Regions from separate parts of the Mus musculus genome. Here all the other regions are linked to region 2. Evidence: chromatin loops called from intact Hi-C (ENCODE). Cell type or tissue: left cerebral cortex. All regions are shown on one strand. Each heading gives the region's core, and the rest is flanking DNA. Links, peaks and the distances in the headings are about the cores only.

Region 1 (10,928 bases), core at 1,584-9,583, 190 kb after region 2:
TGCAGAAAAAGCATTCGACAAGATCCAACACCCATTCATGATAAAAGTCTTGGAAAGATCAGGAATTCAAGGCCCATACCTAAACATGATAAAAGCAATCTACTGCAAACCAGTAGCCAACATCAAAGTAAATGGTGAGAAGCTTGAAGCAATCCCACTAAAATCAGGGACTAAACAAGGCTGCCCACTTTCTCCCTACCTCTTCAACATAGTACTTGAAGTCCTAGCCAGAGCAATTCGACAACAAAAGGAGATCAAGGGGATACAAATTGGAAAGGAAGAAGTCAAAATATCACTTTTTGCAGATGATATGATAGGATATATAAGTGACCCTAAAAATTCCACCAGAGAACTCCTAAGCCTGATAAACAGCTTCGGTGAAGTAGCTGGATATAAAATTAACTTAAACAAGTCAATGGCCTTTCTCTACACAAAGAATAAACAGGCTGAGAAAGAAATTAGGGAAACAACACCCTTCTCAATAGTCACAAATAATATAAAATATCTTGGCGTGACTCTAACTAAGGAAGTGAAAGATCTGTATGATAAAACCTTCAAGTCCCTGAAGAAAGAAATTAAAGAAGATCTCAGAAGATGGAAAGATCTCCCATGCTCATGGATCGGCAGGATCAACATTGTAAAAATGGCTATCTTGCCAAAAGCAATCTACAGATTCAATGCAATCCCCATCAAAATTCCAAATCAATTCTTCAACGAATTAGAAAGAGCAATCTGCAAATTCATCTGGAATAACAAAAAACCTAGGATAGCAAAAGCTCTTCTCAAGGATAAAAGTACCTCTGGTGGAATTACCATGCCTGACCTAAAGCTTTACTACAGAGCAATTGTGATAAAAACTGCATGGTCCTGGTATAGTGACAGACAAGTAGACCAATGGAATAGAATTGAAGACCCAGAAATGAACCCACACACCTATGGTCACTTGATCTTCGACAAGGGAGCTAAAACCATCCAGTGGAAGAAAGACAGCATTTTCAACAAATGGTGCTGGCACAACTTGTTGTTATCATGTAGAAGAATTCGAATAGACTCATTCCTCTCTCCTTGTACTAAGGTCAAATCTAAGTGGATCAAGGAACTTCACATAAAAACAGAGACACTGAAACTTATAGAGGAGAAAGTGGGGAAAAGTCTCGAAGATATGGGCACAGGGAAAAAATTCCTGAATAGAACAGCAATGGCTTGTGCTGTAAGATCGAGGATTGACACATGGGACCTCATGAAACTGCAAAGCTTCTTTCTGCAAGGCAAAAGACACCGTCAATAAGACAAAAAGACCACCAACAGATTGGGAAAGGATCTTTACCTATCTTAAATCAGATAGGGGACTAATATCCAATATATATAAAGAACTCAAGAGGGTGGACTCCAGAAAATCAAATAATCCCCTTAAAAGATGGGGCTCAGAGCTGAACAAAGAATTCTCACCTGAGGAATCTCGAAAGGCTGAGAAACACCTGAAAAAATGTTCAACATCCTCAATCATCAGAGAAATGCAAATCAAAACAACCCTGAGATTCCATCTCACACCAGTCAGAATGGCTAAGATCAAAAATTCAGGTGACAGCAGATGCTGGCGAGGATGTGGAGAAAGAAGAACACTCCTCCATTGTTGGTGGGATTGCAAGCTTGTACAACCACTCTGGAAATCAGTCTGGCAGTTCCTCAGAAAATTGGACATAGTACTACCGGAGGATCCCGCAATACCTCTCCTGGGCATATATCCAGAAGATGTCCCAACCGGTAAGAAGGACACATGCTCCACTATGTTCATAGCAGCCTTATTTATAATAGCCAGAAGCTGGAAAGAACCCAGATGCCCCTCAACAGAGGAATGGATACAAAAAATGTGGTACATTTACACAATAGAGTACTACTCAGCTATTAAAAAGAATGAATTTATGAAATTCCTAGGCAAATGGTTGGACCTGGAGGGCATCATCCTGAGTGAGGTAACCCAATCACAAAAGAACTCAAATGAAATGTACTCACTGATAAGTGGATATTAGCCCAGAAACTTAGGATACCCAAGATATAAGATACAATTTGCAAAACACATGAAACTGAAGAAGAACAAAGACCAAAGTGTGGACACTTTGCCCCTTCTTAGAATTGGAAACAATCACCCACGGAAGGAGTTACAGAGACAAAGTTTGGAGCTGAGACAAAAGGATGGTCCATCTAGAGACTGCCATATCCAGGGATCCATCCCATAATTAGCCTCCAAACGATGACACCATTGCATACACTAGCAAGCCTTTGTTGCAAGGACGGTGATATAGCTGTCCCTTGTGAGACTAGGCCGGGGCCTAGCAAAAAACAGAAGTGGATGCTCACAGTCAACTATTGGATGGATCACAGGGCCCCCAATGGAGGAGCTAGAGAAAGTACCCAAGGAGCTAAAGAGATCTGCAACCCTATCAGTGGAACAACATTATGAACTAACCAGTACCCCAGAGCTCTTGACTCTAGCTGTATATGTATCAAAAGATGCTCTAGTCGGCCATCACTGGAAAGAGAGTCCCATTGCCCATTGGTCAGTCAAACTTTATATGCCCCAGTACAGGGGAACTCCAGGGCCAAAAAATGGGAATGGGTGGGTAGGGGATTGGGGGGGGAGGGTGGTGGGAGACTTTTGGGATAGCATTGGAAATGTAATTGAAGAAAATACGTAATAAAAAAAAAGAAAAAAGAATTAACCCACACAAGGATGAGTGAAAAGTGTTTCTTTAAGTTGAAATTAATTTTAAAATCATCAGTTTAGTATTTTTAATTTCTCTCTCTCGTGAGAGAGAGAGAGAGTGTGTGTGTGTACATGTGCATGCATGTGGAGAGAGCAAGGTTGTTGGTTCTGTAAAGTTTGTATAACTTATAAAATGAGAAGTTTCTTATGATATCAAAGTAAAATTTACACTGATCAACATATTAGTGGGAACTTTCTGATGAACTGACAGCCTGTGTTTGCCTACTGTGCGCATGAGTATTTGTAGGTGATAACATGCATACACATTACACATTGATTAGCATGTAGGCATAGCGTGGCCACTAGTATCTGGCACTTGTTGAAGCACTGAGCAAACAAGGCCCTTAAACTAAAAATACAGTTGATATATAATTTTATGCCTTGTTTCACTTTCCTCCAATTTCTTTCATGTTGTTAGGTAACTGTAAATGGTAGAGTACACTCAACCTTTCCAGAACTTCATGCATCAATCATTTGACCCCTCTTCTATTGTGAAATGTTTAACTACTTCCTAATTTTACTGTAGCAAACACTACTAAACAGCGATACCCATTTATAATTCATACTATTCTTGTTACATCACCAGTAACCATGTTCTAAGAAGTACTGATGCCCAACTCATCCTCCATGTTTTCTCAATAGCACCTGTAGGACAAAATCAATTATAGCAAAAAAAAAAAAAAAAAAAAAAAAAAAAAGAATAAGGGCTGAGTTCATATACTTGGTATCTTTATGATTAGTATTCATTTAAAATTAACAAAGGAAATAACTAGTGGTTTGGTAAGCTGAAGTGTTTTATTATCAAAGTTTCAATTTACACTTTTATTATAATCGAGACAAGGACTTGTGTGTGTTGCAATTTCTATTCATTGTTTCTGATTTATACATACATGCTCTCTATTCATATATGACACCATTACCTTGTTTACATTATTTTAAGCAGTCTGTATATGAGTAGGAATAAACTTTTGAAGAGAAAAACTATACTGTATTATACTGGGAAAAATATGCAAAGCAATCTAAACACTAATGCTTGTGTATGCATTTATATAAACACATGTTGGAAATTTTGACCTGATTGTTTTACATCTTGACCTCAAATGGTTCGAGAAGCTTATGCTAAAGAAGGGCAACACTGAAATACACGAGGGAAAAAGTCCACTTTTATTTTAAGGTTTTTATATTAAGAAAAGACATGTGTTAAATGTGGGAGGAAACACATTTACTATTCTTTAAATGTGAAAAGGCCCACTCATATTTGGATGTACATTTTAAGAGGACGATGAACATAAAAGGCTTTTCTAGAGGAAAGTGAGAATTGGGGGAAAAAAGGAGTTTAAAGTTAGATCATCTCAAGAGAAGTCTGAAAAATGCAGCATTGTCTTTATCTACCTATTAATGTACCAGAGTTAATTTCAACTAATTTTGTCATGCTCCCAAGTCTTCAGTGGGTGTAAACACTATGCACAGTGGAAATTCAACAAGTGATGGTTGAGTGTTTGCTTGAATGGCTGAAGAATGAGTGAATGAAAGAATCACCAAACAAGTCAAAATCAAGGTTACAGTATCTGTTTATCATGATCTTTCTAATCATAAGGTTTCTGAACAATGAAAAAAAAGCAGCCTCAACAAACAATGAGCAACAGTCTGTATCCATCCAACAGCAGCTCCCAAGGAAGTGAAGAAGAAACTTGGGAGATGGAGCAACAAGTTAACATTTTCCAACCTCTTCAGCAAGGATACTCTTACTGTCACAATCTTAGATTTCACTGAGAGGAAAAGAATTACTATATTCCAGTTACTAATTCAAAAAGAAAAAAAAAGGATGGGTGGAACAAAATGAGGATGTGTGAAGCACTGCCATGAAAACAGAGCTCTGGGATGTTGAGGCTGAGATGACAGGAAGCCTAGGAAGGGATCGTTAGGTACACAGAATATTTGAAGGTACATTTCAAATGGGAAACCTGAGTGTCAGAATCTCACATTTTCAATAACCTTTGGATTAGCTCATAGCATTTTATATGATTCTCTGAATTTTAGGACAGAATTAAATATTTGAATGTGATAACTTGGCCAAAGTGCTGAATGAAAAGAACATGCTCACAAAGTACATCTTGTTCCCATTCGAGGTTGGGGATATTCTGCAGGCAACAGAAATGAAGTAACTATACAATAATGTTTTATTATCATTAACATTTATCAGAGCTGGTTTGACAGGGTACGTTATTCTAGAAAATGGGTATAATTGAGATAAGAATCTTTCTTTAAACTTTTATACCTAATATATTAACTGTAACCATGTCTCTAGCCAAGTTAATCAAGCAGATATATAAACTATTTAAGACATTTGAGTGGGAGAGCCAGAGTCTCTCTTTCTAGGCTCAGTCTGCCAAAAACCATTGGAGGCGTCTCTATTTCTAATATTAGATACTACAATTGGACCTCCGCCTCCTGCCTCCAGATAACTATTCAGTAGGGCTGACTCTCAGCTTATGTGAAGATATAGGAGAACAGAATTTGTGACATCCTGGAAGCTTGCCAGATTTCAGTGGGTGGGAGGACCAAGGCTAAAGGCCAAATGACAGATCCCCTAGGAGGATGCACAAAACAGACCCTCAGGCCTCTGTTGACTAAAGTGATAGTTTTTTTGATCATGGGGGTAGTTAGGAAATAATCTAGTTCAGTTTCTCTCCAAGAAAAATAATTCCAAGTTGAGGCTGGTACACTGTGAGGGGGAAAAAAATCTAAAATAAAAAGCTTAGCTGTAGTTCATTAACTTTAATTGGTTTTTGTTGCTTCTCCTCAGGTTTCCTGGATCTTTCCGCCATCTCCTCCCCCAACTCTCGGCTTTCCCTTCTTCTACCTCTCGCCTCCTCCCCCTCCAATCTGGCTTTCCCTCCTTCCTGGCAGCATTTTTAGCTTTAATTTGATAGTAAAAACTGAATCCAAAGTTACAGAATTCTTCAAATTCAACTTCTTTGGAGAAAAAGAAGTTTCAGGAAAAAAAGAATTAGCTATCTCAGCTGAGATCCTGGACATCAAAGGCCTATGTCTCCACACGTGACAGGTGTCCTGGGAGGGTTAAAGAAAATCAGTCACTCCTTAAAAGTCATTTGTACACTTAGTACCGGCATATCTCTGCCCTAGGAATAAACAGAGACACAAAACAGGTCTTCATTGTCATGAATTTTAGACTACTGGAAAACATGTAAAAACAAACAAACAAGACAATGTGTTTTTTTAAATGTCAATGCTATTAAAAAGCAAAGGGCTATGAAAATAAAGATAGTGTGATGCTTAGAGTATAGGTGAAGAGCATCTCTGAGGTCCTGCGCTCCAGAAGAATGCAGGGATATAAACATTTCAGCATTTCTTCAGGAAGGATATTTAGACAAAGGACAGCATGAACTGCATAAAGAAGGCCAAAACATGCATAGTATGATAAATAAGAGAGGCATGCAAGAACACAAGGCCAACAAAAATGAAAGAAAACAATTGCTTGAATACATTCTGTTCCCATCCTCTCCCAGGGCAGAGTTATATGCCTGCATGAGTACTGCACAAGAGTCACCAAGTCTGCCAGGCATTGAACAATTGCTGTATTGAAATTTTATGAGCAATTAAATCTGAAATGTAATGTTTTATTTTGTAAATCCTTGCTTCAAAGTACCTAACCCCTGCCCCATCATTTCAGAATTATTTTACAATCTCAAAGTACTAAATTTAGGTATAAGGTATAAAGGAAGATAGAAAACCTATCTCAGTCAAAACAGTTGAATCCTATGTACCAGTAATTATCCCACCCAAATTAAATTTAGTTATATGAATGTTCAATTCCTTCACCTCTTATTTCTACTGTATTTTATATGGCTTGGCTTAGGTTGATACATGGTCCATCTTAAACACACACACATCTATTTCAGTACAGACACACAAACGCATGAATATATGTACTAAAATAGAAGTGTGTGTATCTGTTGTGTATCTCATATTTTAAAACCGTGGAAAATATAGCCAAATGAATTTAATCATCTGCATTGTACTTTTATATTTAAAATGCTGCTTCAGAGAATGTAAAGCTATTTTAGATCCACTTCTAACTCATCAGATAGAAAGATTTAGTCTCAACCAAAGCAGAAAACAGAAAAGAATATTTATGCGTGTTTTATTTCACTGGAATATTTCCATTTTAATTAGAAAGTATACACAAATGCTAATTTCATCACTAATATGTTCCAGTCTGACCTATTCAAGCAAGTGTACCTGAAACTTACATTTAATTCTATGATTTCTAGTGTGAGAGGAAATCTAAATTGGAAAGGGAAAGAAGATTGGAGGACAACAAAATATTGCAATAATGTCTGGGTAAAATATAAATTCCTGAAAGTAAGAGAATTTAATGACATTTCTGCTATATGAGAATCAGAAAGCTGTTTTACCTTCTGGACAATAAGATGAATTGGATTCATGGTTTTAAAGACAATGTATATGTTTTAATTCAGCTATTAAACTGTTAAATAGATGAAAAGATTTTCAATAAACAGTTGAACAGTAAATCTATGCCCTTAATTCTCCTTCAGTGGTGTTGTACTGATCAGAATGGTGTTTATTTTTTCATAAAGATTAAAATTTATATTAATAAGTTGGAGATGAAGAACAAATGGAAAGAAAACAAACAATTGAAGGCTAGAAAGATAGAGTTATAAAGAAAACCTGTACCTTTGTATTCTGTGAGCATTCATATCACTTAACAAATAGTAAAACAGAACAAGAAAAATAGCATAAGCACTGAGGAGTGGCCTGCTAGGAACAGCCCCTCACAGGCTCTTTTGTCACATGCTTGGACTCCAGAGAGTGCTTTTATATGGAAGGTTGTAGGAAAGTTAGGAGGTGATATATATTGAAGGAGTCAGGCCCCTGGAGGCATGACATCAGGAGCTCTCTCTTATTCTAGATGCTTGCTCTTCTTCTTTCTCTCTGCTTCCTGTCTGAGGAAAACTAAAGAAGTTCTCCATCACATGCTATAGTTGCCATGATAATTTTCTCAAAGTCATAGGACCACTCAAACATGAACCTAACACCATAAGCCCTAGTAGATCCTTCCTCCTCTCTTAACCTCTTTATATCAGGCACTCTCAGGCCGTGAGAAGAAAGTTAACATGCTTATTCAAATCTAACAAGAAACTTGTTTCTTAGGAAATGGCTAGATCCCATTTGTGGATTCTTGATCTTACAGCACAAGCCATTGATGTTCTGTTAAGGAATTTTTCCCCTGTGCCCATATGTTCGAAGCTCTTCCCCACTTTCTCCTCTATAAGGTTCAGTGTATCTGTTTTTATTTGGAGTTCCTTGATCCACTTTGACTTGAGTTCTGTACAGAGAGATAAGAATGGATCGATTTGTATTATTCTACATGCGAACAGTCAGACAGTTGTGCCAGCACCATATGCTGAAAATACTCTCTTTTTTCCACTGGATGGTTTTAGCTCCTTTGTCAAAGGTCAAGTGACCATATGTGTGTGGGTTTATTTCTTGGTCTTCACTTCTATTCTATTGATCTATCTGCCTGTCATTGTACAAATACCATGCAGTTTGTTTTTTGTTTTTTTTTTTTTATCACAATTGCTGTGTAGTACAGGTTGAGATCTGGTACAGTGATTCCACTGAGGTTCTTTTATTGTAGAGAATAGTTTTCACTATACTAATTTTTTATTTATTCCAGATGAATTTACAAATTGCTCTTTCTAACTCTGTGAAGAATGAGATCTCATAAACTTGCAAATCTTCTGTAAGACAAAGGATACTGTCAATAAGACAAAAAAGGCAACCAACAAATTGGGAAAAGATTTTTACCGATCCTAAATCTGATAGAGAGCTATTATCCAATAAATATAAAGAACTCAGGAATTTAGAATTCAGAAACCAAATAATCCTATTAAAAATGGGGTACAAAGCTAAACAAAGAATTCTCAACTGAGGAATAATGAATGGCTGAGAAGCACCTGAAAAAAATGTTCAACATCCTTAGTCATGAGGGAAATGCAAATCAAAACAACCCTGAGATTCCACCTCACACCAGTCAGAATGGCTAAGATCAAAAACTCAGGTGACAGCAAATGCTAGTGAGGATGTAGAGAAAGAAGAACACTCCTCCATTGCTGGTCAGATTGAAAGCTGGTACAACCACTCTGGAAATGAGTTTTGAGGTTCCTCAGAAAATTGGACATAGTACTACCTGAGAACCCAGCTACACCACTCCTGAGCATATAACCAGATGATGCTCCAATACGTAATAAGGACACTTAATCCACTATATTCATAGCAGCCTTATTTATAATAGCCAGAAACAGAAAAGAACCCAGATGTATCTCAAGAGAGGAATGGATACAGAAAATGTGGTACATTTAATCAATGGAGTACTACTCAGATAGTAAAAACAATGAATTTATGAAATTCTTAGGCAAATGGATGGATTTGGAGGATATCATCTGAAGTGAGATAACCCAATCACAGAAGATCATACATGATATGCACTCCCGAATGAGTGGATATTAGCCCAGAAGCTCAGAATACCCAAGATACAATTCACAAACCACATGAAACTCAAGAAGAAGGAAGACCAAAGTGTGGATACTTCGATTCTTCTTAGGAGGGGGAACAAAATACCCATGGAAGGAGTTACAGAGACAAAATGTGGAGCAGAGACTGAAGGAATGACCATTCAGAGACTGCCCCACCTGGGGATCCATCCCATATACAACCACCAAACTCAGACTCTAGTGTGGGAACTCCAATGAAGGAGCTAGAGAAAGTACCCAAGGAGCTGAAAGGCTTTGCAGTCCCCTAGGAGGAACAACAATATGAACTAACAAGTACCCCCAGAACTCCCAGGGACTAAACCACCAACCAAAGAATACACAAGGAGGGACTCATGGCTCCATCTGCATATGTAGCAGAGGATGGCCTAGTTGGCCCTTGGTCCTGTGAAGGCTCTAAGCCCCAGTGTACAGGAATACCAGGGCCAGGAAGTAGGAGTGAGTAGGTTGGTGAGCAGGGGAATGAAGGAAGGGATAGGGGGTTTTAGGAGGGGAAACCAGGAAAGGGGTAACATTTGAAATGTAAATAAAGAAAATATATAATTTTTTTAAAAAAGGAAATGGCTAGTTTTTTTGGCCAACAGAATTCTGAAAATGTCCTTTGTTACTCACAGAATGATTGCCTTTCCAAAATTAGATATTGAAAAATCCATCCCCAATGTGATGGTATTTAGAGATGATATACTTTTAAAAGATAATTAACCTGAGATAAGTTCATGAGACTGAAGCTCACATAATTAGTTTAGTGTTCTTATAAGAGGAAGAAGACCAGAGTGCCACATTTTTGTCATTTTACAATATATGTTTAAAAGAAATAAGGTAACTTTCTTCAACACAGGAAGATAGCTCTGACCAAGAAACACATCTACCAACACACAGGTCTTAAATAGTATACGGGATGTTTAGAAAGGTATACTTATTGTTACACTCAATGATATTTTGTCACAGTATTCCCAGGTAATACACACTCATTTTAGGTCATCACCTGAATGAATGAATGAATGAATGAATGAATTAAAAAAACTTTCCTAAACAAATATGATTTCTAACAATATTTTAAATAACTTACCTTTATACTCATAGACTTTACCCCTCTTCATAGAAGTTCATTTTTGCAGCAGATTATGACCATTACAAAACACCACGTAAAAAGTAAATTGATTTGCCTGAAGTTATTGTTGTCTTGGAGGCTTAGTGCTGAATAACTTCACCCTTTCTAGTTCTTCCTGAACTCTGGCTGGCTGATTCAACACAGCTGTTCTGCCTCAAACACTTCTCCATGCTGACTGATCCAGTCTGGCTTCTGTCGGCTTCTCACTGAACTATGCCTGGCCTCAAACTAACTCTAGCAATTTGTTCTGATCTTCTGGCCCCTTATTCTCTGGCTTCAACTGCCTCTGCTGACCTGCACTGAACGTGATGAACTCAAACCTACTGTCTATAGTCACTGCACTGATTCCCAACTGACTGACTCAAGTCCTCTTCACTGAACTTAACTGAATAAAGAGAACTGATTGAGAACAATCTCCCTGCGCCGCTGTTCTCCTGAGAGTTGTCCCACATCCTAT
Region 2 (10,928 bases), core at 1,935-9,934:
TGTATTGATATAAAAGTTTTAGAATTGAAATCAGAACATGTAAATGTTAAAATAGTTTCAATCACTTCTTTGTCTGTGGTCATGATTGCCTCTCATAGTCTTTAGCTCCTAGTTGTCTTATTTCAAACTTAGCAATGCTGTTAACAAGGCCAGTTGCTTATTGTGAGCACTCTATGGTTACATATTGTTCTTAAAAATTTTTTTCTGAGTAGATATTACTACTTTTTTTTCTTTTCGTTTTTCTAGACAGGGTTTCTCTGTGTAGCCCTGGCTGTACTGGAACTCACTCTGTAGACCAGGCTGGCCCTGAACTCAGAAATCTGCCTACCTCTGCCTCCCAAGTGCTGGGATTAAGGCTGTGCGCCACCACTGCCTGGCATTACTACTTTTGAAAAAAAAATGTAATATTCAGTCATCAGAGGAAAACTAAGTCTTAGGGATGGGTATGTATAAAGACTTGGTGGAGGAACAAAATAAGAAAGAAGAAACATTCAAGTAAGATTCTCACCTTCTTCGTTATTGGAGGAGCAAGGAGCACAGCTGTGTTTGGAAAATGAAATAAAGTCAAACTAAATTGATCTATTCACATGGTCACTTTGGCAATAAACTTTTGTATTATGGAAATAATTTTAAATTCAGTGAGTTAGAATGGACTAATGAAATCCCACCTTAAGCAATAAAGAGTAAGATTACCAAAAAAGAGTCTGTGATTCACCCTAGAAAAAGCAAGAAAGTAATCCCTCAACAAACCAAAAAGAAGACAGCCACAAGAATAGAATGCCAACTCTAACAACAAAATAAAAGGAAACAACAATTACTATTCCTTAATATCTCTTAATGTCAATGGTCTCAATTCCCCAATAAAAAGACATAGACTAACAGACTGGCTAAACAAACAGGACCCAACATTCTGCTGCTTACAGGAAACCCATCTCAGGGAAAAAGGCAGAAACTACCTCAGAGTGAAAGGCTGGGAAATAATTTTCCAAACAAATGGTCTGAAGAAACAAGCTGGAGTAGCCATTCTAATATCGATTAAAATCGACTTCCAACCCAAAGTATTCAAAAAAGACAAAAAAGACATTACATACTCATCAAAGGTAAAATCCTCCAAGAGGAACTCTCAATTCTGAATATCTATGCTCCAAATGCAAGGGCGGCCACATTCATTAAAGATACTTTAGTAAAGCTCAAAGCACACATTGCACCTCACACAATAATAGTGAGAGACTTCAATACACCACTTTCATCAATGGACAGATCGTGGAAACAGAAACTAAACAGGGACACAGTGAAACTAACAGAAGCTATAAAACAAATGGACTTAACAGATATCTACAGAACATTGTATCCTAAAACAAAAGGATATGCCTTCTTCTCAGCACCTCACGGGACCTTCTCCAAAATTGACCATATAATTGGTCACAAAACTGGCCTCAACAGATACAAAAATGTTGTAATTGTCCCATGCATCCTATCAGATCACCATGGACTAAGGCTGATCTTCAATAACAACATAAATAATAGAAAGCCAATATTCACGTGTTTGTTGTCTTAAAGCTTACAAGCTTATTCTTAACTCCATCCTCATTAATTACAATTTATAGCAATAGCACTAAACAACTTTCGGTGCTAAGATAAATGCTCACTGCTGAGGGAAATGTATAACTCTCAATGACTTAAGACTATACACACACACACACACACACACACACACACACGTGTTTGTTTTGGGTTGCGGTTTTTTTGTATGTTTGTTTGTTTGTTTGTTTGTTTGTTTGTTTTTGAGACAGGGTTTCTCTGTGTAGCCCTGGCTGTCCTAGAACTCACTTTGTAGATCAGGCTGGCCTTGAACTCAGAAATCTGCCTGCCTCTGCCTCCCAAGTGCTGGGATTAAAGGCATGCAACACCACTGCCCATTTGACAATATAAATTTATTTGCTACGTATGTCATGTCAGCCAGCAAATTAACATTGGTGCCAGTCATTTAGAGAGTCTTACCTCAAATGCCTTATAGCTCTTTCATTTTCCAGGCTCCAAAGTCCTTTATATAAGTGACTATAGAAAGGAATATCCTACAGGGAGAAAGGACCCTATGGATAAGGTGATGAACATCTGTTTCACATATATTTCTTTAGCTCAAATTAAGTGCTATGTTTACAGGACATCATATTACCCAGCACTCTCTTCCAGTGTCACCTCTCCACCCAATTCTTTGTGTTCCATCTCTATCCCCACCTCTGACCAGTCCCACCAACCCTAGTCCACCCATAAGGTCTATTCTATTTCCCTTTGTCAGTGAGATTTACACAGCCCATCTTGAGATCTCCTTGTAATCTAGCATCTTTGGGTTTGTGGATAATTACATGATTGTTCTTTTCATCTAATATCCACTTATAAGTGAGGACATACTATGTTTGTCTATTTGGGTCTGGATTACCTGACTCAGAATGATCTTTTTTGCTTCTATCAATTTGCCTGCCAATTTCATGATGTCATCGTCTTTAAGCAATTGCTGGTTAATATATCGTGTAAACATAGCACATTTTCTCCACCCATTCTTTTGTTAAGGGACATCTTTGTGCTTTCAATTTTCTACCTATCACACACCAAAAAAAAATCTACTATGAACATATTTGAACAATTATCTTTGTGGAAGTGCTTGCTGAGAGGAGCCTGATATGGATGTCTCCTGAGAGGCTCTGCCAGGGCCTTACAAATATAGATACAGGTGCAGATGCTTGCAGCCAACCTTCTGACTGAGCACAGGGACCCCAATGGAGGAGTTAGGGGAAGGACTGAAGGAGCTGAAAGGCTTTGCAACCCTACGGGTAGAATAATAATATCAACCAGCCAGATTCCTCCCCCTACCCCTAGCTCCCAGGGAGGAGAGGCCCTTGGTCCTGTGAAGCCTTAATGCCCCTGAGTGGAAGAATGCTGGGGTGGTGAGACAGGAGTGGGTAGGTGAGTGGGTGAGAACCCTCATAGAAGCAGGGGTGTGAGATCAGGGATTGGGTTGAAGGGGAAACCGGAGAGAGTGATAACATTTGAAATGTAAATAAATAAAATAATAACAACAAAAAGGAAATATATATATATATAATATTATATATAACCAACCTACCTTTTAATTTTTTTAAGGGTTAGCTCCAGTGGTGACTAGGTCACCAAATAGAGTGGGTAGGTGGGGGAGGGGCAGAGCACCCTCATAGACACAGGGAGAGGGGGATTATGATGGGGGTTTCCCAGGTGGGCAGACCGGTAAAGGGGATAACATTTGAAATGTAAATAAAATGTCCAATAAAAAAAGACAAATATTAGAAAATACACAACTTCTCAACCTGAAAAAAAAATCACAACTTGAAGAAGTGTTTTAGGATCTATCATATCTGCATGTAAATGAAAGCACATTAGGCCACTTTTATTCATGATTATTAGTCTACGTTCATTTGTTAAGAATTGTCTTGAGCAAACATCCCCAGAGCTATTCTTGGATTTAACCATTAAATCTCTTTTTTCAAATGTGAGTTCGATTTCCATGTTTGTTCATCTAGCACCATTTATGCAAACATAGAGAGAATAATCATAACATGAAACAATACAAGCCTCTCCATTGCACTGATTAACACTCTCTAATAATGTGAAGTGAATTGTGTGTTCAATCATGTGTTGAATTATGCTAGTGAGTTATGGTTAATAATATTACAAGGCCTGGGATAATATCATGGATTTAAATCCCATTTCTAGTAAGTGCTGCGGCCTAGCCAAATGCACTGTCAACCAGGCTGTCAATTAATTGTCAATTACCAGTGCCAAGGTAAAGGCAGACTCTTTGTTTTCTGAGCAAACAACTCATTCAGAAGATTGTCTTAATTATAAATCTCTCACGTCCTTCCATATTGTCTTGCAAAAGGTTGAATAGTCATTAATATCGTACAAAGCTGAGCCTTTGGAACAATTGTTTAACAGCTACTTTGCAATTATAAGCAGTACACTAGCTAAACAAAGCTGGAGTCCACATTATTCCTATAATGAATTAGAAATATAACAATACAGTAACTCTCTGGAAGTCAACCCATGCTTCATTCTCTATCACTTCCCATGGGGTAAAGGGTTAATTTAAGGTATATGTCATGATTGCTGTATTTGTGTGCATTCTTGATAAGGAAGAAACAGTACCTCTTCATAGTTTTCTTAAGGCTCAAAAAGGTGATCTCTTAATTACTCAGCTATTACAATACACACATAAGATATGCTGTTTTTTTAATTAAATACTTCTGATTTTATAGCTAAGGGAAAAATAGGTAAATTTTGCACTCAAAATACTACCTTTAAATAAATAAGTGTTTAAAGCTATCCTTTCCTCCTTTGTCATTTATTTCATGGTAGCTACAGCTGTCTAAATATAAAGTTAAATAATAAACTTTAAATATGTTGTGATTGTGGCACGTGTTTAAATTCATGAAGTTGTTAATCAGTTCCAAACTGATGATGAAATTGGTGTAACACAACAATAGCAAGTTTTCAAGAATTTTGTATTTTTGCACAGTAACTAATTAGGAAATGCTGCAAAACAGAGAAAATATAAAAGAATCAAGGCCCAAAATAGAAAAGGATGGCATTTTAATTTTAGGTTAATTTTAATAACCTATATCACTTCTCTTGATGATCTGTTCCCACTGCCTTAGACTACTTGACAAATTATTGTCACAAGTCTCCTATCACACCAACACATTCTCTAATTTTATAGTAATAAATATATAGAAACATTTATTATATGAACATAATATGATATGAAATAAGTATATATAATATATATAATCACTTAAAATAAAAGTATATCCATGCCTATTTTCTGACAATCCCTGGAAAAGAAAAGCACCTAAGGCTGGCCATATCATACTTTCCACGTCCAGATTGACACATAATATGTTGTGATAAGTTAGTGTTCAAAGCATAAGCTGAGTGAATGAATATTGAAGCTTGTGAACCCAGTTCCTGTAGTGCACCATCAGTACGGAGACAGAGCAAAGAGGCTATAATGAATCTTCTGAATTCCAGCCCTCCTAGAGTTTTACACATGAGCAATCACCATGAGAGATGCCTGAGAGCACATAGGCAAAAGGAGAGGTGGACATCATTCATGAAACACACATCAACGGCTGACTGAAACATTTTTGCAATATCACACGGTGACACTCATTACTGGTCCAAGTAGAGGCACAGGGTATCACAAGACTAAACATGGTCACCAGCGGTGCAATGTTCTCACATGCAGAGACTATCAGAGAACTGCAAACCATGACACTTTCTCTTTACTTTTGTCCTTGCATAAATGAAAAGTACAAAGTTGAGCTGCAAGCCTGGCTCAGTTGGGGGTACATTTTCAAAAGTAAGCTCATGGTATAAATAAAAATTGGCTTAATTATTATTTTCTATGCATGTCACTCAGTTTCCACAGACCTTTTCTAATCTGTGGTAGAAAATTTGCAGGGGAAGATTAAGAGCAGAACCACAGATGCAGAGAGAGGGAAACTAAGATTTGCATTGAACAATAGTGTCAAACGTTAAAGAGACATCGAGGAGACCCACTGCCAATGTGTTACGTCCTGCCTAGATCCTAAACAGCTGCTCCACTCTGATAACCCTGAGGCTCTATTGCCCATTTGAGAAATCTGTTTAAATTTATTTGTTTCTTCATGATTCTCTTGTCCGGGAATGTAGTTGTTGGACTAGCCCAAACAGGTACCATTGTGTAAAGCGTTATTCTCAGTAAACAAAGTAGCTGCTGAATTTTTGTTTAAAACATCTTTGCAATTTTGTGTTCAAAAAAGATACAGAAAATCAGTTTTCATATTGAAATAATTGCCTGGGGAATTATAATCACAAATTATTCTTTGAGTTTCAGTGAAATCTCCCTTTTCTTATGCAGTTACAACATAAAGATAGCTTTGATACAAAGCAAAGCCTACCAAGATTGGACAATTAGACAGCTAACACCAAAGCTAACCCAACATACTCATCCTGTTTGCTATGCAGTTTTATACTATGTGGAACTTTATAATTTTCTCAGTATTATTATATACATTGTGAATTAGAAATATAATATACATCATTGTGTACTGTATAATATATAATGTGAATTTTAACTAAAATAAATTTAACATATGTCTATTGAAAGTACATATTTATTTAGTGTAAGACAGATTTTAAAAACTCCAAAATAGAAATTTATTTGAAAAAATAAAGACTGGAAAATACAACTATACAATTTACAAGTCTACATAAGTTCTTTGGCACAGGAAAAATAATTAACAATTCTCTACTAGCATTTGGATACCAAGATGAACTGAACTAGGCAAAGAGAAAAAAGAGAGTTGAACTCATTATATGAAGAATTAGAAAAGCTAGAATTTTAAAGTTTCTTTCAGCAACTAGTCTGCAGTAACTCACAGATTACTAACAACTTATGCAAGTTTTATATGCCGATTCCATCTGCTCTTCATTAAAAAAAAAGCTCATTGCCATAGCAACTGCCACATGCCATGGTATTTATGCTGCATCTGATGTACAAAGCATAGTTTGTGTAGGAAGGAGTGTGTGTGTATATGATGTGGCAGCTGTCGTCTCTGCCATTTTGTTGCTGCTCTATAATAAAACAAGTAGTGGTTATGAATACTCATTTGAGTAGTTATACTAGTGCTCATTTAACTAAATCTTCACCCAAAAAATCCATGTCTAATCAACACACTGGGGTTTTAGGACAGCTAAGGTTACATAGAGACTCTATGTTGAAAAGTAAAGCAGTCAGTACAAAAGCACAGACATTTATGTATCAATGGTGGAAAGGAAACCTAAGCCTTGTCACCCACTACCACACTTTCTCGTAATTTAAGGAATAAAATGCCAGTGAGGTTTTCACCAGGATCAGTGTCAGTTTCTGTTAGTTGCTGCTGATACGTTGTAGTTTTTATTCTCCAAATCATGTATATTTTTTTTCATTTTTACATTCACCATGCAGAAGCTGTTCCACAATAAAGATTAACTTACTATTAAAATGAAAAAGATGAGATGTGGTTATGATATATATGAGAAAGACAGAATGCACATTGTTCTATTTTTGTAATTTTGTTTTTAAATTCTAGTTTTAGTAGAAAACAGTGTCAGGTTAGAAACAAAAAGAAGTGAATTTGTCTGTTTTTACTTCCAAATGATAAAAACATTTTTTTTAATTCCCAAAATACCCAAATCTCTGGATTCTTTTACTTGAGGTATTTTTTTATATATATTTTAAGAAGTGCTGGAGAGCTTTCAATGTTTTCAGACTTATTGTGGCAATTTATTGTTAAAACAAAAAACACTTTGATAATACAAGGTTTATTATGGCTCATGTAACTAGATCAAATATTTAGGTACAATTTCATAGTCAGAAGAAAATACAGAGAACATCCACTAGCAGTAAGATAGAAATGTCATGGCATCAAAATCATCCAAGCTAAAAACCAGATGTTTTCTTTTCTAAAAATTAATTGTTTAATATATACTAAATTCACAAGAGCCTAATGATCAGAGCCTCAAAGCCTTCAGCACAGAAGCCAAGCAACAGCTCGACCACGCTCTGGCTCTCATCTATGCTCTTGCTTGGAAAGACTTCACTATGTTTTCTACCCAACTTCTTTGCACATACACCACCCTCCAAGCTGTAACACGGTAGAACTTTGTAGTGATCTTTCAACATCATGAAAGCCTGATGGAAACCTGCTACCTCTGAGGAAGATAATGAGAAAGAACCTTAGAACAGGTAGAAAACTGGGAGTTCACAGGTGTAGCGTGAATATTGCTCCTCCTTCACTTTTCTACGTTTAAGTTTCAAAAAGTGATGAATGGAGACTAAGAAGCAGAAAAATACAATGAGAACCAAAACCAAGAGCATGGATTTTAGAGGATGCCTATTTTTCTCAAATGTCTACTTAAAATGTATTTATAGCACAGATTAAATAAAACTATATACATGAATATATATGTATATGTAGTAAAACTTGGTATGAATGACAGTCATAGGTTCATAAATGGCTGTGTACATTAATTTGGTCCATTTGTTATCTACCCATGCAATTATTCATTTATTCATTCAACAAAGTTACTGATAATTCTACAAATATAAGTTGTCCTTCTTTCAAAGTACTAATCTCCCTGAAAACTGTCATCTACTTTACAATAAGTACTTTGAAATCTTTGAACATCTTTAAATTCTGGTATAGATTTTGATAAAAGTAGCATTTAGTTTTGCTTTATTTTGGAGCCATAGCTCCAGCTAGACTAAGCTACTGATGCAAATTATTTTTCCTTTCTATATTTGTATAATTTTATTCTAACCTAAATTTGAGTGTTAAAACAAAAATTCAGGAGTTAGTATGAAACAGGTTATAATTTGTCAAAGCATTTATCAACTTATAATTCAGCATGAATTCAAAGTTATAACTATTGCCAATTTTTTGAATGTCCAAGCCACACCATGCAGTATCCATATGCCAGTAGAAAAACCTTAGCTGTGTCTATAAAAGTGAGAGAGAGAGAGAGAGAGAGAGAGAGAGAGAAGAGAAGAGAAGAGAAGAGAAGAGAAGAGAAGAGAAGAGAAGAGAAGAGAAGAGAAGAGAAGAGAAGAGAAGAGAAATATATATATTCCTGCACTGTATACTAGCAGATGGGATTTCAGGTGCCTACATCATCACAGCTATTATTAAATTATCTTTTGTGATGATACCTCAGGTAGTCATGACTTATGCAATAGGGAGTTAGGGAGACATCTTCAGTTTCAAAAGCTATTAAAATTTCTTGCAGGTGTGTTTGAGAGAAGCACAGCACAAATTCATTTGCACACTATGAGGATAAGAGACATGCAGCCCAGTCACAAGGGGCAATTAACACAAACAGTGTGAGGGAAGAAACAACCGGAGTTGCGAACTAAACAGAACTCACATTGCACTTGCATCTCCCAATTAGATTACAAAGCAGAGATGTTTATTCCACAAAATAAATGATATTGGCAGTTTTGGGCTATGATAAAACCCTATAGGATCTGCTTTCCTAAATACCCACTTTTGACTTATTTTCTCTTTCTCCTAACTACCAGGACTCTTGTTTGTTTGTTTGCTTGTTTGTTTTCCTCTGTGATGGAAGCCTATTAAAACAATGGAGTTTCACTTGTTTCCTGCTGCAGCTAGCCAAAGTTTCAATATGCTACAGCTGGAGACTTTCTTCCTTCAGTCACCCTAATTAAAAGCTTATAGGATTGTATTATTAAAACTTGTAGGGCTCATTCCAACCCAGATGTGACATATTTATAATATGATAGTTCTTATGATCAATACAATTACAAGTTTATTTCATTGCTCTTGTTTGCTATCCCTTGGTGCCCCAGCTCTACCTGTTTTGACAGGAAATCTTGACATCTTTCGCCCATCTCCTCATTTCAGAATATCCATGAGGATTTCAGAAGAAAAAACAGCATAGAGAATATAGCTTTGGCTGCTGAACCAACTTGTAGTTTAAGAAAACTACATTAATCAATAACATCTGAGCATTTCAATTACTGAATAAGAAAGGCAAAGAAATGGAAAAAAGATTAATAGGTCTCCCCCAAAATTAGAGCCCTAAAATCAAAGAGGACCTACAAACTGGATGCTTTGAGTAGAATGTTACTGTTGAGTTAATATATAATTATCAAACCCTTTATTTTTTCCACACACAGCAGCCTGTTTCCGTGACAACTTTCCTGCTCTGAGAATGTTTTACCTTTGATTAATGACACTTAGTAAAAGTTCTAGTGAGTTGCAATGAGAGAGAAAGGAATCACTTGAACCAACAGTGAAGTACCTTGCACAGTAAGGCTAGGAAAGGTTAATGGCATCATTACTAGCTTCTTTTGAGTACATCTCTCTCTCTCTCTCTCTCTCTCTCTCTCTCTCTCTCTCTCTCTCTCTCTCTCTAGGAATATGTTAGACATCCATACAGTGCATTAACTCCTTCCTAGCTGTAGTTCCATTGAGAAAACCTCATTTTATAAAACAATTAGTTCATCTTTTAAGTTCATTTCATTTTTGCTCTTAATTTCTGCAAAATATAATGACATAACATAGCACAATCCATGATATGTAAGAAGATAACTTTTTAAATTCTGGATACTCTGAGGAACACATTTTAGATCTTCAAGACAGTGTTGGGCAAATTTCACAGAAAGTTTTTAACTATTTACTGACTCTGGCTTCTGGGAGTCTTTCTTCAAGCTTCCCAGAAAGGAATGGAGGCATTTTCCTAGGGATATGAGTTTTCCTGAACTTTCCTTGTGTCATTCTCTGGTACTAAGTAGTGTGCTGTACCATACCACTACTCAGAAGAGTGTGTCTCCCACAGGAAGCTAGCTGCTTTATTCCACATAAACAATTGTGTGCCTCCTTCATGAATTTCGTTTGGCTTTGCAGAGACAAATTGATAGGAACACCCAAGATGCTCTTTCAACCAGATGACCAGGAAGGCTTCCTCTGTGAAGGTTAACATTAACCTTTATCGCACCTAATTGTGATTGTCTGAGGTAGTTGGGAAGGACATTTGTTGATCATGGATCTCAGTGCATTGAAGTCTTCCTAAAATTATTAATCACTGAATCAATCCTAGCCTTCTTTCGCTCACAGATGAGACCTATGTAAGCAATTCCCCTCTAGTTAAGTAGAGACTTTCTGCCAGCCCATGTGATTTAGGCACATACAGAATTTGAGGGATGAAAACTTATCCCTATCCTTCTCAAAGCAATGTATTCAGCCTCATTTAGGTCTTCAAATCCTCAAGACAATTTAGGGGCTTCAGTTTTCATAGTATTCAGTGTTGTTGATTAAACATATTCTATTGTTAGTGCTTGAGAATCAGTGCAA
Region 3 (10,928 bases), core at 1,024-9,023, 400 kb before region 2:
ATCAGGAATTTTATATGGTCAACTAAAAAGAATTACTGAGAAAGAAATCATCACTGAGAGAAACGTATATGAAGCAGTCTGGGGTTTGGAGAGGCATGCAGCTTTGGAACCGGCCATGTGCGTTTTCTCTCTCTCTCCTCATCTACTTCTCTTCCATGGGGATTTATCTCTTGTAGGTAAAGAGGGCCTGATTAACCACGATTGGAAAAATCAAATTTGGAGCCACGATCTATTCTCTCTGCCACCCATACTGAAGCATTAGCCATAAAGAAAATGACTGCATATGAAGTTCTGCGTTCATATCAATTCATGTCCTGGGCATATCTCTCCTTATGGTTTTATCAGTCTCAGGGAGTGCTTTGCCTTTTCTTATTAATTTAAATAAAATATTTTGATGATTTTCCATTCATGTGTATAAATCTTACTCTGAATATGAGGACTCTCATTTTCTAAACTTTAAGCTGGGAACTCTACTGTACTTTGTTTCCCTTTTAGGATTAGTTGCAAAGTTCTAATTGACAGAATGAAAAGCAAAAGAACCCACTGAACACCCACTACATGCTTTTTTAGAAAGGGGAAACATTCTATAAAAAACACTGAACAATGCAAGACACACACGGATGAACACGTGTCTTAATGACATTCTATGTGCAGTTCCTTCCCCAACACGTCCTTCTCACCACGCAGCACATAAGCCACAGAACACAGAGCCCTGGGAAGTCTGCTTTTAGTAGCATATATGCATTTTCAAAAATGTTTGTCAGTCCCAAAATCCTAGTATGTATTTCAAGTGGTTAGGATTTTAATATTTTTAAAGCCTGGCTGCCATTTTGTTGTAGCAACTACACAGTGTGGTTTGTATATAATTCGAGGACAAATTTTTATATCACTCTTTTCTTTTTATATGTTGTAAAAAATTAATTTATTAGAACTAATTAAGATAGGATCAACATTTTGAAGAAGCAGTTTTATTTAAAAAGCAAAACCGAACCAAACCAAATTAACAACAAAAATAAAAAAGATCACTCAAAGTGCTGTCGGGTGGCCTATGGATGATTTAAAAATCTTTCTTTAAGAGGTGGGATATGTCAGGTGGTGTCCAGTATTCCTGTATCTGAAGTGCCTATATTTCAGTGACCTATACAGGTGTAAGCTTGTATAATAAGACTTGACAATGAAGAGACATTTGCTTATAAATAACGTCTCAGGGAAGAAAATGCCTAACAATTTTTACATATGCAGCATTCATCCCATAAAAAGAATAGAAGTATCTTATCTTCTATTCTGCTAACAGGTTTCAGCAGTTTTCTGAATACTTATGAGTAGCTCAGAAATTCATATAAGTTCATGTAATTCACACAGCATCTGCTGTAAAAAAAATAGTGATAATTTACATCCAATTAAAATATCTCTCATTAGATAAAATGATTTAATAAACCAACAAATTTATATAAGAGGATAGTATTCACTGGGAATAAAATGACTCAATTTGCTATGCAAACAAAAAAATCAATGAGCAGAAAACTGGAAAAGGAACACGTCCAATGTCTTTTATATAAAATTTTAATTTGTTGACTTAAAAAGAAAAACGGTGTCCTTACTGTCTTAGAATTTATGTGAGTTATTTAAAAAAGCATGTCTATTCATTGGATGAAATTCTTATTAAATTGCTAAAAATACATTTCTGAACTCCCTGTATCTGGTACAGAAGTAGAAATTTCAGTAATGTTTGCTACATATTATCACCTTCCTGCTTTTTTAATGTTTTACAGTTGTATTGCATGGGACTGTATGCAATCTTGACATAAAAGGAAATTAAAGTTTGTAATTTCTTTTTATGCTATAAGATTCCGTTACCTTTAAAATAAGCTTAGATCTATCTGGCAGGCAATTATGCAAATGCATTCTGTAAGGGCATATACTAATGATAAACCATGAAATAAACTCAAGAAAAAAAGAGGTGTCGAGCGAAGAAAAAAGTAAGTCTTGCTATTTTTTCCTTTAAATATTTTTAGGGCTCTTCACCACTGCTGTTGGGTCATCTCTCTTAGCTGTACTCCAGAGCCTTTGTCAGTCTGGAGGAGGCAGCCATGTGTCCATGGCTGCTTATTTAGAATGGTGAAGACAGATGGCCTGGAATTGCTGGAGAAGACCTTAAAATATATTATAAAGAGGAAAGGAAAGAAAAAGAAACAATGAGAGAGGGCATAAAAAGGAGACAAATATGTGGCAAAGAAAATCACAAACACACACACACACACGCAGGCATACATTCACGGGTGAGGATAGACTTCAGAGCAGTAGGACTGGATTTAATATAATTACTTCTTTATATAGAAGCTCAAATTTCATTGTTCTTGATATTATCTCTGTTTAAGGAGTTTTGAACAGCACAGCCCCTCCTGTTTTGACAGAGCAACCTGGGTAAAGTGTGATATATATTTGCTTCTCGTGCCTCCCAAGCTTGGACTGTGAATTTTGAATTGTACAAGGTCTAGAGCTTGACTTATCTGAATCATACTGAATGAACCATACTGAAACCCATGACACCTTAACTCAATGTTTAAATACAGTTTCTCAAAATTATTTTGTCTAGCTTATCACCTTTCTTTACCCTTTTCTATAATTTTTAGGAAGATATAAAATATATCTCAGTAAAGACCTTATTGAGGGATGGTTTATGTATCTTAGTTATGGGAGAGGAAGAAAAAGATAGTAATGTGTTAGTTTGAGAATATCAGTGCATAACAGTATGTTTTCAAATTGGAAGGCTCGAGGAGATATTTCAGTAGGATAAAATGGCATGAATTGATATCCTATTATGCATTTTGTATGAACATCTTCCCATTTTCCAGCTTCACTCCATTCCTCCAGGCTTCCGAGTGTGCCAGGTAAAAGCATACTAGTGTATCCACTGCCAGCTTCTCTCCTACTTCTAAAACAAATAATAGACTTCAAATTTCTTCTTTCTGCTTCCTGAGTTGTCATGGTTATCAAATAACACCTCCAAATTCTCTCTCATTTTAACTTTTTTGATTTTTCTGCTTTATATAAACAGGCTGAACGAAGACAGAGGAAAAAATAACCATCAAGTTTGGGATTTATAAGTAGTGAAGGAAGCATTAAACATGAAATGCAAAAAGAAATGATTTCTTACCCTCAAATGTAAATTAAGGTTTTTAGCTCAAAGTATTAAGTCTAACAAAATACCTGAGTTTTATAGTGGTTCTCTTAACAAGGTCCTGGAAACAACCATACAGCCTGTTAAACTGTGTTGTGGTTAGAGATCTTCTACGAGGATCCTTGTCTTCCAATGAAACAGCAGAAAGGATGTTGGATTTCTAAAGTAAATCAAGGGACTTTTTTGGATACCAGGTCCTTTAAAAATAGAATGGTCAGAAGGTTCATAAACAGAGAACTTGAAATGCTCAATACTTTTGTCTTACAAAAACATCTGTTGCTCATATGAACATTTTGAACACTAAATGCTTCATCTTGTCCTAAGGAGGTGTGCTGGGTGGTGGCTTCCTGCGGACTTGGCTCCAAGGAGGTCAGACTAACTCCCTGCCCACTTGGCTCAGCAATATCCCAGTGGTCAGCACGTCTTGCCATAATCACATAGTGGCGCCCCAAGCCCGATTCTAAACTGTACTTTGTACCTTCTAATGAAAGCATCCCGAAATATCCTTAACCACTCAGATTCTGGAACAACCATGACCTCAGACTGGACCAGAGTTTGCTCAGCAAGAATGGCTGGTGAAAAGCTCCCTGTGTGACAGACACTCCTCCTGTCCTCACTAGTTTTTGTCACTTTACCTTTTATTATTATGAGAATGAGCTGAGAAGCCTGTGACATAGCGATCCTGGACAGAAACGTGTTACACTATCACACAACAGCACAGTTTTGATTGTGTTTGAAATACTGTCAATAAAGAACAAGGTTTCAAAACGTAATTATAAAGAACATTTCTGTTTAAATCTCCAATAATAGAACTTAAAAAAAGAAAAAAACAGCTCACTCCTTTCACTTGTTAGAAAAATATTTATTCTGTTTCATCAACAAGAGAGAGTATTATCCTGCTTTTAAACATAGCATCCCCAGCATTCCTTTTTCATCAAAGTACATCCAAGTGGCTGAGGGATACATGTGATTGAACATCACTAGAATTGTCTAGCAGTGGCCTCTGAAATTCTTATGATCATAGAACCAATGAGAAGTAGCCATTTTTTTTTCACAGAAATTTCAACTAAAATAGAAAGCTGGGGGAGGGGTAGAGAATGACATCTGAAGTTAGTGGGTATCCCTGGGTCCTTTATGTTGCCACATCTATGTGTGACAGAGTAAAGTTACTTGGTAGCATGATCCAATGTATTTGACATGCACATACAGTCTTGATTTTAGTAGTACAATAAGGAATGGAGAAGGAAAAAAAATGAATCCAAAGATTCCATAAAATTATTTTGTTATAGCAAATATTCATTTTGATTTCTCCAAAGCCTCCTTTCAAGATAATGTTCCTGATAAATGTTATGTCATACACCTTGATTAGTGAGAACATATGTTGGAATTAGCTTTCTCATATCTAACCTTTTCTTCGAGGAATAACTGAATTTGTAAAAAGGAAAGCAGCAAAGGATGTTGACATAGTTTTATTCAAATTCAAACCTTTTTAATTTTTATGATAGTGGCTTTCTTACTATAGATATACTTTGTAATGATTTTTATTTTCAGCCCCGGTTACTTTTATTATTTAAGCTACACATGTTCTCAGACATTATAGTATTAAAATATATGACTATTTAAATACTAAGACAATATTTACAAAGTCCTATTTCATGCTTTTAAACACATTTTGACAAAATAATTGTTATTATATATGTAAAAATGTATTTAAAAGCCAAAGTTCTGATTTAGTGTCTTTATAACCAACTTATACTTTATAAGAATCATAGCTTAAATCTATGTACCACTTTTTTTGAGGGGCTGCAATATTTTCTAAATATAATAAAAGGCATTTACACATAATAAGCTCACAATTACATAGTCCACTTCTTAGACACAGAACAAATAGAAGTAGAAGAAGGAGAAAAAGGATAGGAGGAGGAATAAAATAAAATCAACTTCTCCTAGGAATTCTCTGGGTCTTGGCTATTCTCTTATTTTTCTGTCCCAACTGGAAAAGAAGAAGGATCTACTAACAACCACAGCTGTGTTGAAAACAAGTGAAAGCCAATTTACCTTGCTAATTTTTAACATGCTGCTTTCTTTAACTGCAGAGCTGTCTTTTTTCTTTTACTATCCAGAATTAGTTAATTTTTTTCACAATCTATTTTTCCCCTAGAAAGTAACCCCTTGTGTCCTACCATGGGCTCCTCACTGAATGATTTCTTTCTCTTCTAATTATATTTCTTCACCTTGGGAGGGCCTCACACTGCTTCAGGATAAGCAACCCAGCAGAGCCTAAGGTCAGGTGTGCCCTAGAATCTAAGTCTAGAAATTACAATCACTGAACAAGAGCAGGAGAGGGAAAGAAGACGCAGAGTGGGGAATTTGTAATGATATTGAGGCTCAGTCTAAGGAATAATTAAACAAAGGGCATCCTACATTACAGCATTTGATAGAAGCCTCTGAGGACAGAATGAAGACTTTCAGAGTCTGCACTGATGTGAATCCTTCCTGAAAGCCATGGGGTTAACAAATAACTTGTACCAATGTTGAAGCCTGCAAGTTTTAGTTAAGTACTTCTTGCTCTATGGTCTGAAAATTAGAGTTCTACCCATGAACCATGCAAACACAGTGCTTCTAATGCATATTACACATACAAATAATGCAGTTTAAAGTATCTGAAAAAATATGAAACATATTCAAGATAATAAAAGAAGGACTTGATGACAAAGCTAAGGGGGTGGGGGTGGGGGTCCTGCAAGAGGAATTTTCTAAGATAATTTTTGAAGACCAAAAGGATTTTTACTTCTGAAGAGTCTGGGACCTTGTATAGCAGAGACATTCCAGGTAGAGCCTCTGTAGGTAGAAGAGGGAGAAACATGAAGAGAGATTTACAACCAAATCTTCAGCTGGGCTTTTGTTTAACACATATGCAAATTACACACTGCTTCATTTGAATATTTATTTACTGCATTTGTGAAGGAAATTGGGGGATTATAGCCTCTTCCCAGCTGTGTTTTAGTTAATGACTGGTCAGCCTATTAGCCTGTTCTACTGAATGGATTCTCTGTAGAAGGAACACCTTTTTGCACTCTGACTAGAAATTCTTTACATAAACAGTCAGGCTAAGGAGCAAACCAGACCTAGGAGAGCTGAACTCTCAAAAGGAATGTATCTCTTCCAAATCATTAGAAACTGGCAAAAAGTTACTCAGTAATGATAACTTCTGTATTTTTATAATAAACAAGTCCAGCATTTGCCCAGGTGATAATGTTGAGGGAGATGAGGGAACCTAACTTTGACAACACCAAAAAATCCCAAGATCCTGCTGTGACAGTTCCCTTTCTTCCCAGAAAATACTCATTTTGTTCCCCATAAAAGTATGCCAGTTACAGAAATTTTTAAACATTATTTGATTACTACCTGACATGTCCACAGGTTGCATGTGTTTGCTTTTCTCCCTATTTTCTCATTACTAAAATGAGGAGAGAGACAGGGGGATAACTCTCTGGTGACCAAATCTGGTGAGCTGCAACACTTGGACAGATTTTGACTTTGAAATTGGAGACCTGTGACTTTATAAGTACTTTTCTAAGGATTTCTAGTGAATATATTCTTAAGTCAGGACTTTGGTTATTATATTTGTGCATATAGTAACCAATGCCCAGCAGGCTATCATTTATAGACAGATAAGAAGAATAACACGAAGAATAGCACCTACTTTTGGTATGTATATATGTTTCAAGTAATAAGGGAAATTTGTCTTGATACCAAAGTGTCTCTCTTCTTTATCTGCTTTCTTATGTTCAAATTAGTCTAGCTTTGTAAACGAGAACATGTAACTTATCCTAATACAGACCATTAGATGAGTGATTCCTTCCTGGCAACATTTTTTTTTCAGGGATCCAAGACAATATTGTACTTCGATTTACATTAGCTAGCAATCTGTGTATGGCAAACATTATTAGCTTATTTACCATAGCATTAGTCATACAAGCAAGTTGTTTGTGTTCAAACTATTGTTGTAGGTCCAGAACTTGAAAACTTAAAGGGAACCTAGAAATGAAAAGAATGTCATTATCTCAAAATGGAAATTTTCCTGTTTGAAATGTTAATATTATCTATTGGAAAGACAGGTCAAACATCTATGGAACAAAATCAAATAATAAATGGAACATGCTGTAAGACCACATGATAGACAGAAAACTATCAATTATGTAAATGGAAGAATATTACAAGGATAAGTATTCTATTAACAAAACCTACGTTCTTGTTAAGAGATCACAATATTTCCCATGACACTATAGCTGTTCAATAGACAGAAGCATCTCATACTATACTCTTCTGTGTGTGGTGAATGGCACACATTTCAATGCTTCATTTTCCCCTCTAAACACAAGCTTCCAAACCATCGCACAAAACCATCAGGCATATTTCTTGTTCTTTCCTTCTGTGGGGCAGAGACAGACAGATTGCTGGATCAGATAGTGCAGAACGCTGTATACTGCATTTGAAATGTGCCTTTTTAAAAAGCAGCAGATTTATTGATTTTCTTAAGTAGAAAATATGCACCCGGACATTAGACAAACACAGACTAAACACAGACTGAGGAAAAGCTGATAATTTGATTAAACTGACTGAGCTTTTGTTGTCTGTGTTTGGGGAATTTCCAGTAATGTACAAGTGCCAAGTGGCCCTCTCCTTTTGAGTTTAACAAATCTCAAGTCTAAGCACAATGAATTTTACAATTATACCGTATTTAGATAATTGTTTTTCCTCAGAAAAAATATTTTGATGGAGCCATATTTTGTGTTGTTTGAAAAGAAGTGGTGCAGGGAAATCTTGCTTGGTTCAGCTCAGAGAATTTTACTCAAAAAAAAAAAAAAAGCTTAATATTGGCCATGCATAAAGCATTTGGTATTGATGCTATGGCTCCTGATATATACTTAACATGCACAGCCATAACATGCGCTTCAGTTAGAGGGTATAAATATGCTATTTTGCTTAGTCCACTAAGGTTTTAAAAAAAAAGCAGGATTTCTCAAACCAAAGAAATTTTTTTATTCAGTTGTCTATCCATACACCATTTGCTTAAATAAAAGCAAAATCTCCATTTTACAAATGTTTTGCAGCCATATAAAATATTTGAATATGTAGTTAAGGCATAGTTGATTAAATATAGTTTATCAACTTTCCTGGCTGAACTGAGTTAAATTCTTGAAGTGTACAATGCTTCTTCTTGTAGTATTGTTTCATATAGGTTAAATGTTGCATTGCCCTGAGATTTCAAAGACCTCCAGTTACATAGCTTGACTCTGTGACTGCTGAAGTTAAAATTAATGCATGAGGCATGTATGTGTGTGTGTATGTGTGTTTGTGTGTGTGTTTGTGTGTGTATTTATAAGAAAGATAACTTTTCGAACAGTTTTCAAAGGCTGAGTTTTAATATCCATTCCTACATTTTTTTTTTTAGCCCCAGAGAGCCCCTTGGATTCCACTTCATAACATTTCAAATATCTACTCTGCACATGATTTTATACCTTATAAGAAAGGGTATTTTGTTCTTCCTTTTCACACTTATTTAAATCTCAGGTTCTTATGCCTTATCATAAAGGTATTCATCATCTTTCCAGTCTCTGCATACTTTATATTGAGTATTTTTTTCTAAAACATCCCATGTCACCTAATTAATTTCCAAGATATTTAAACAAAACTCTTCCCAAATCCTAGTGCCTCCATTTAACACAATGGTTTCTTTTTTTGAACTGTATTATTTTTTCCTACATAGATATTTAGTGCCCAAACAGGTCACCACTATGATAATCATCAATTCTTAAATATTGATCACTAATTTGACAGCTAAAATATTATTGATAAAATGGTGGCATATTAACTTTAGTAACTTATTTGAATAACCTTTATTAATAAATTATGCTGTTATTTAAAAGAATATTGACGGTTATTTTTGAAAGTTTCAGGTGACGCTGGAATTTAAAATCCTTTTTTCTATGTACTAAGATAAAGGTTTAATGACTTATATCATCTGGTCTGGAGATGTTTACACAAAGCCATTTAGAAGAGATATTTAAAGACCATTTAAATCTTTCTCTTTCTGATTTGTCTGATTTTTCAAGGGTATGGCAAAGATAATTTACATCAGCTCTTCACCTTAAATGAACTCATTGTAGAAAATAACATATAAGTAAAAAATTGCTATGTTTTAGACAAAAGACATTGCTTTAGGAACATGATTCTTATCCCAATGACCTTCAATGAAAATTCAAGCATATTTTTTGTTTCATTCCATAATTTATAATTTTAACACTTAGAAGTCATACATAAGTATCCACAGATGTGCAGACTCCTCTCAGAGCTGTCACAATTCAATAATGTGTAACCAATGTACAGCCCTTTGTAATTTGATGTATAATCTTGAACTTTGAATATGCTCTTTTGAAAAAATACGAAGGAAATGAGAAGTACTTTTAAAAATTTATGTCCAGTGTGATGCCCAGGTACTTAATACTGAGGTAATAGTGTTTAGAAAAGTCTGTGAACAGATGAAATCAAAGAACCTCTATGAATCTTTACATTCCTGCTTAGCCAACCATCCACTTTCTTTCTGTCTCTCTTTCTTGGCCTGCATATGGCAATTAGAAAAAGAGAGTATACCTGGCAATTTAAGTTTCTAAAAGGAGAACATCTGTTTATATCTTTTAATTTTTTTCTTTTTATTAACAAATTACTTTTTGATAATGTGGAGAATTTGAGCTAAGTACCAAGGGCTGAGAGTACACTCTTCAAAAAAAAGGCCTGGGGAGCACACTCCATGAAACTTAATTCAAATCAAGGAACAATCGCTGTGGGTATTGTGGGCATGAACTCCTGCAGAGTACCGGAGGCCTTACAGGAAGCTGTCACCGGAAAGGAAACACACATAGAAATAGTCTGTAACCCATCTGTAGCTACAGCGATGGACCAAGGCTTTCATGGGAACCTCCCAAGCATGGCCACCTACCCAAGTCTTCACAGAGTCAAGCTTCTCTTTTCTAAAAGAAAAAAAAAAGCATGTTTTTCTGACACTGTATCTTTTGAATACCTTCAGAACACTAACTCTTTCTTTTTACAAAGACTCAACATTACTTCTTCACTTTTCTGGCACTTAAATTTTCTTAGGTTGGTAGAATTACCAATGAAAGGATTAAGAAATTTATTTTTTCACAGTCACAATGTTATTTTCTATCTGTCAATAGAGACAACCCCTCACGTTTGTGTTATGTATAATATGTAAATTACTAATAAGAAGCAGCTTTGATTAACTGTCACCTCTTTAAAATTTAATCTTATTTATTTTTTAAAAAATCATTAATCAGTACATAGTTTTTTAATATGCACAGTTTTCATGGATGTAATTATTTTCACAGATAAAATATTCATAAATTTGAATAATACCATTATAAATTAAATATAACCAATATGTTATCCATATTCTCTCTTGTCTGAAGGACTGAAAAACTTGTTTCAAACTTTAGTTCTTCTTAAAATCATATCTGATTATATGAACAAAATTATGGTTCCCTGTTTTATGTGAATACCTGGGGACTTTTGGTGCACAAGAGGGTGTACATAGGAAGCCTGCTAGTCTCCACACAAATCTATTCATTGAAAGGTTGCTTGCTCTAGCCATTGGTGATGTCTATTATAACTATCTAAAGTAGCCAAACAAAGAAAAGTCTAGTCATGAAACTATGTAACTTTTCTG

The links. Hi-C counts contacts between places; a loop is a spot of excess contacts. Peaks named below come from ENCODE experiments on the same cell type or tissue, not always from the same donor. Only the 100,000 strongest peaks of a DNase experiment are listed, where the experiment ranks them.
Region 1: it touches region 2 in a loop (14-fold over the local background); 2 of 42 quality-filtered maps call a loop at or near these places.
Region 3: a loop joins it to region 2, with 4 times the contacts of the local background. A loop is called at or near these places in 3 of 42 quality-filtered maps.

What each region holds. Positions count from the first base shown.
Region 1 is chr13:82,311,695-82,322,622 of GRCm38, reverse strand. No RefSeq gene overlaps it. Among named protein-coding and RNA genes, the nearest start is that of Gm24295, 270 kb to the right of the region's middle. In left cerebral cortex, for the core only: no CTCF peak of the experiment used is centred there; DNase peaks (open chromatin) are centred at 4,034, 5,262, 5,627 and 6,286; H3K27ac peaks cover 3,319 bases.
Region 2 is chr13:82,504,014-82,514,941 of GRCm38, reverse strand. No RefSeq gene overlaps it. Among named protein-coding and RNA genes, the nearest start is that of Mir3961, 190 kb to the left of the region's middle. In left cerebral cortex, for the core only: no CTCF peak of the experiment used is centred there; a DNase peak (open chromatin) is centred at 6,566; H3K27ac peaks cover 680 bases.
Region 3 is chr13:82,899,055-82,909,982 of GRCm38, reverse strand. No RefSeq gene overlaps it. Among named protein-coding and RNA genes, the nearest start is that of Mir3961, 210 kb to the right of the region's middle. In left cerebral cortex, for the core only: no CTCF peak of the experiment used is centred there; DNase peaks (open chromatin) are centred at 2,124, 2,899, 5,592 and 6,135; H3K27ac peaks cover 3,529 bases.